Linked DNA regions of Homo sapiens: region 1 is linked to region 2. Evidence: read pairs that join two places in POLR2A ChIA-PET (ENCODE). Cell type or tissue: OCI-LY7. All regions are shown on one strand. Region 1 overlaps CHRNA7 (cholinergic receptor nicotinic alpha 7 subunit). Region 2 overlaps TRPM1 (transient receptor potential cation channel subfamily M member 1).

What was found. Peaks named below come from ENCODE experiments on the same cell type or tissue, not always from the same donor. Only the 100,000 strongest peaks of a DNase experiment are listed, where the experiment ranks them.
Region 1: POLR2A ChIA-PET joins it to region 2 with 5 read pairs; 2 of 35 experiments call an interaction of 5 or more read pairs at or near these places.

Annotation. Positions count from the first base shown.
Region 1 is chr15:32,062,038-32,064,537 of GRCh38, reverse strand. The region is part of intron 2 of CHRNA7 (cholinergic receptor nicotinic alpha 7 subunit); the gene reads right to left. Among named protein-coding and RNA genes, the nearest start is that of CHRNA7, 33 kb to the right of the region's middle. In OCI-LY7, no CTCF peak of the experiment used is centred here; no DNase peak of the experiment used is centred here.
Region 2 is chr15:31,012,639-31,015,138 of GRCh38, reverse strand. The region is part of intron 27 of TRPM1 (transient receptor potential cation channel subfamily M member 1); the gene reads left to right. Among named protein-coding and RNA genes, the nearest start is that of TRPM1-AS1, 13 kb to the left of the region's middle. In OCI-LY7, no CTCF peak of the experiment used is centred here; a DNase peak (open chromatin) is centred at 1,118; H3K4me3 peaks cover 480 bases; H3K27ac peaks cover 956 bases.

The sequences.
Region 1 (2,500 bases), 1.0 Mb before region 2:
GGAACCCCCTGCCTGCACACACCACACACACACATACACACACATACACACACACTACACACACACAGCTTCTACCAAAGATCACCTATCATCATGAGAAAGGCTCTAATATGACAAATAGAGACCAAAATAAACAACAGATAAGGGACTTTGAGGATGCAGACAATACAGGAAGTAGAAGAAAAATTCCATAAAAAGCAAAAGCAAGAAGTAGAAGGATCAAGGAGCAGGAAGAAAATGAAGCAGCAGCAGAAGCAGAAGAAAGAAAGAAGAAGGGGAAGGGAAAGGGGCACGGGGAGGAAGAAAGAAGAAGAAGGAGGAAGACGAGGACAACTTCAGTACTATAACAGAGCAACGGCATTGCTTTAAAAATACTAACAAAAATCAGATACTTCCAACAAGAAACATTCAGAGAGCAAAACAAAGCTATTGGGAACTGGAACATTGGAATAAGAAAAGAAACAACAAAATTCTAAGAAAAAGTATTCAACTTATTCCTAGCCACACTATTCATCAAGTGTAAGGGTAAAAATAAGGTCTTCAAAATCCTGCTATGCTCCCTTTCCCAAACTGTAATAAAGGACACCATCCATCAACTGAGAAGATAAACCAGGAAAGAGGATCTGGATCCACAAATGGAGAATGGCAAGGGAAATTCTCTAGTTGATAGCTATTGAAATAATACAAAGTAGCTATTTGGTCTTTGTCCATGGTTCCTGACATAGAGCTTCAAAAACTCTTAGTGACAGAAATCAGAAATTCCTTGTTATGCTAATGAAGTGGCTCATGGAAGGGGTCCCTCAAGTGGTTTCAGGATGGAGGCTGGTTGCCAGAGAAACCAACCAAGTGATTGGAGAACTGGAACTTGAGGCTTAACCTCCAAGAAGGGGAGGGATGCTGAAAATTTAGCTCAATCATGTGGTCAAAAGTTTAATCAATCATGCATACAAAATGAAACTCCATCAATAACTCCAGACGGCAAGGCTTGGGGAAACTACCTGGTTGGTGAACACATCAATGTATGAAGAGGATGGCACTGCTGGTCTCCACAGAGACAGAAGACCCTGTGCTTAGGACTTCCTAGACTTTGTCCTATGTAACTTTTCACCTGGAAGCTCATTTGCATTTTTATAATAAAACAATAATCACAAGGACAATTATGTGTCACATAATGACATTTCAGGGAACTATGGACAGCGTATCTGAAAGTGGTCCCATAGGATTATAATGGCTAAAAAATTCCTATTGCCTAGTGATGTCATAGCTGTCATAACATCACAGTGCAATTACTTTTTTTTTTTAATTTAGTGTAGTCTAAGTGTACAGTGTTTACGAAGTCTACAGTAGCACACAGTAATGTCCCAGGCCGTCACATTTACTCACTACTCACTCACTGACTCACCAGAGCAACTTCCAGTCCTGCAAGCTGCACTCACGGTAACTACCCTGTATATGTATATCATTCTTTTATCTTTTATTCTGTATTTTTACTACACCTTTTCTATGTTTAGATACACAAATACTTACAATTGCATTACAATTGCCTACACTATTCAGTAAAGCACCATGCTGTACAGGTTTATAGCCTAGGAACAATAGGCTCTACCATATAGCCTAAGTGTGTAGTATGCTATAACACCTAGGTCTGTGTAAGTAGACTCTGATGTTTGTACAAGAACGAAATCGCCTAATAATGCATTTCTCAGAACGCATCCTCATCATCAAATGACTATTTAGCACCAAGTTCTGGGAGTTGTTATAGCAAATTAACAAATGTGAGGAAGTTGTAGGAAGCCCCAAATGTGTAGATGGCCAGGCAGAAGTGCAAGGTAGTGTCTGAATCGAACTGGGTCATAGAATACTCAGTTGATGTCAGAAAGCTGTTGACAAAAGGCAATCATAAAAGAAAATATCAGTCTGACAGCTGCAGAACAGAGCTAGGAAACAATCAATTTACATTCAAGCAGGAGGATAAAATGCTTCAAAAGATGTCTCTAACAACATGGAAGACACAGATCCACGTGTCTGAACATGGGGAGAGAAAATTACAGGTCTACTGGAGAGTTTGGGGATAGAATAGTGATCATTACATGAAAAATTCAACAACCGGCCAAAGATAATAGTATTAACTCTAAGGAAAAGGAATATAGCCTATTGCATGGCTCTCAGCTGTGAATCATGAGTTTACAGATTTTAATATAAACATTATATATTAATTTAAACAAAAATGATTATGTAATTTCATTAGGTAAATGTGATAAATGAAGGGAAGTGTGTTAATTATGCGTGGTAGTGGAGGTAGAGAGTGAACAGAGAACTAAGTCCTCACCTTCAGTATTGTGAGGTTCTCCATTGTTCAACAGAACTAAAGCAAAAAGTGGTAATATAAGCATTTTATTTCAAGATATGCACGTAAATCTCAAAGAAACAGCTAAAAGAGTTAGAATTGGTTGTCTATGAGAAATGTAAATGGAAGCAGAGAACAATAATCCTCACAGAA
Region 2 (2,500 bases):
ACCGTGCCCAGCCAAGGTTATATATCTTTTAATATTAAATGAAATTATTCTTTGACCTCATCTCATCTGCTTATAATCTCATCTGTTTATTCCAAGAGTACCTTTTTCCCTTTCTATTGTCCCATAGCCCCACCCCCACCCCCTGCCTCAAGTCAGGTGCAGGAAATCCAGTGGTCTGGTGAAGTCCCTACCCACTGCATCAAAATTCAAGAGGGTGAAGTCAATCGTTGCTCTTTGCTTTGATTTGAGCCCCAGCTTTCTGGTTGGAGGATAGAAAACGGAAACTCTGAGGAACTGGAGATATCAGGGAGATAGTGAGAGGGGGAACTTGGAAAAGTAATGCCATAAAGTTATGAACTCCAGAGCTCACCTGCAGACTGTGTCTGTCAGGGGTGGAGGAGTCTGCTCCTTATTCACATACCAAAGGCATTGAATGGGGTGACATGAACAAAAGCAGGTAGAGTAAGGAACTCTGGAATTCTGCCCCACCATAAAAGCAACAACAAAGTTGGCAAAAACTGTCAGAGTCTATATCTTGTGGCACTCTGGAAATTAAGCAATGGCTTATTAAGCAACCTAGGGCATTCTTATTTAAACAAAATGGCTGGATCTTGATAAGAAAAGTGAGCTTTGTGACATTTTAACTTAGCCCTGTCCTATCCTCTGCTCTCCAGTTGAGTAGTCACCTTGAAAACAACAACCTGCATTCCTAGTACCAGTAGGAGCAGAAAGAATCTCATATGCAAAGAATTATAATTACTTGTTTTGTAATTACAGGGCAGCTCCTTGAAAGCCTAGCTGAAAGGTTCGTCTGTATTTCACCTGAGTTGGAACAGGCCCAGTACTAAAGCTTCTAGTTAGAAGGGGTGGAGGAAGGGTTGTCAAAAACATTTACAGGCAAAGGGTTTAGTGCTTGCTCCCTGAGGTGACGGATGACAGCTGGGGCAAACAATAGACTAACCAAAAAACTAGGGAGAAAAACTGATGTCCATAAGAGCTTTGAAAAGCTCTAACACATTCCTGGGAATTTAGAAAGCTATGTGCATGCATAGGGCTGTGTGTATACTCAGGAAGACCTGAGAAGGCTATAAGCTCATTTCTGGCTGACTTGATCTTGAGGCTCTGTGCAAGCAGGAAGTGAAAGCTAAAGCAAAGATGTAAACTGCCTGAGTGTTGAAGATGTGCCCCTATATACACATACAGCTTCTCAGAAAAGACTAGAAGATTTTGTTGTTTTTGTTCCACACATTTAAGGAAATCTCTAAGTATTAACTGACCACTAAGCTAATAAAATACAAACTTCAGTGGCCACACAACATAAAGAATATAGACTTTACAATATTATTTCAGAAAAATCACTAAGCAAACAACAACTACAAAAATCACTAAACAAACAACAAACAACAACTACACTAAACAAACAACAACTACACTAAGCAATAACAACAAGCCTGAGAGGGGAGAGAATCTGATTTCTAGAATTGCCACATTATAATACTCAACATGTCCACTTTTAAATAAAAATGACAAAACATGCAAAGAAATAAGAAACTATGGTCCACACACAGGAAAAAGGACAATCTTAAAAACCATCCCTTAGGAATCCTGGATATTAGATGTTTTAGCAAAGAGTTTAACTCAACTATTTTAGCTATTTTAAATATATTTAAAGACCTAAAGGAAATCATCTCTAAAGAACTAAAGGAAAGTATGAGAAGGATTTTTCACCAAATAAGGGACTATCAATAAAGAGGTGGAAATTATATCAAGTAGTAGACGAGGTCTCAAAAAAAAAGAGGTAGAAATTATATATATTTTTAAAAAAATAGGTCAGGCACAGTGACTCATGCCTGTAATCCCAGAGCTTTGGGAGACCAAGGAGGGAGGATTGCTTGAAGCCAGGAGTTCAAGACCAGCCTGGGCAACAGAGCAAGACACCATCTACATAAAATCATTTTTAAAACTGGACAGGCATGGTGGTGCATATCATGGCAACTGGCAGAGCATGGTGGTGCCGGTAGTCCTAGCTACTTGGGAGGCTGAGGTGGGAGGATTGCTTGAGCCCAGGAATTCAAGGCTGCAGTGAGCTGTGATCTTGCCACTGCATTCCAGCCTGGACAATAGAGCAAGACAGTGTCAAAAAAAAAAAAGAAAAAAAAAAAGAAAAAGAAAGAAATGAAGGAAGGGAAGGAAATTCTGACATTGGAAAGTACAATAACTGAAATGAAAAATTCACTCTAGAGGCCCAATAGCACATTTGAGCAGGTAGATTAAAGAATCAGCAAACTGGAAGATAAATCAGTTAAAAATTACCCAGTCTAAGGAACAGGGGGAGGAAATGAAGAGAAATTGAACAGTCTGAAACCTGTAGAACACCATCCAGCAGAACAACATAGGCATCATGAGAGTTATAGAAAGAGAGAAGGGAAACTGGCAGAAACAATATTTAAAGAAATAATGGCCAAAATTTTACAAATTTAATGAAAGATACGAATCTACA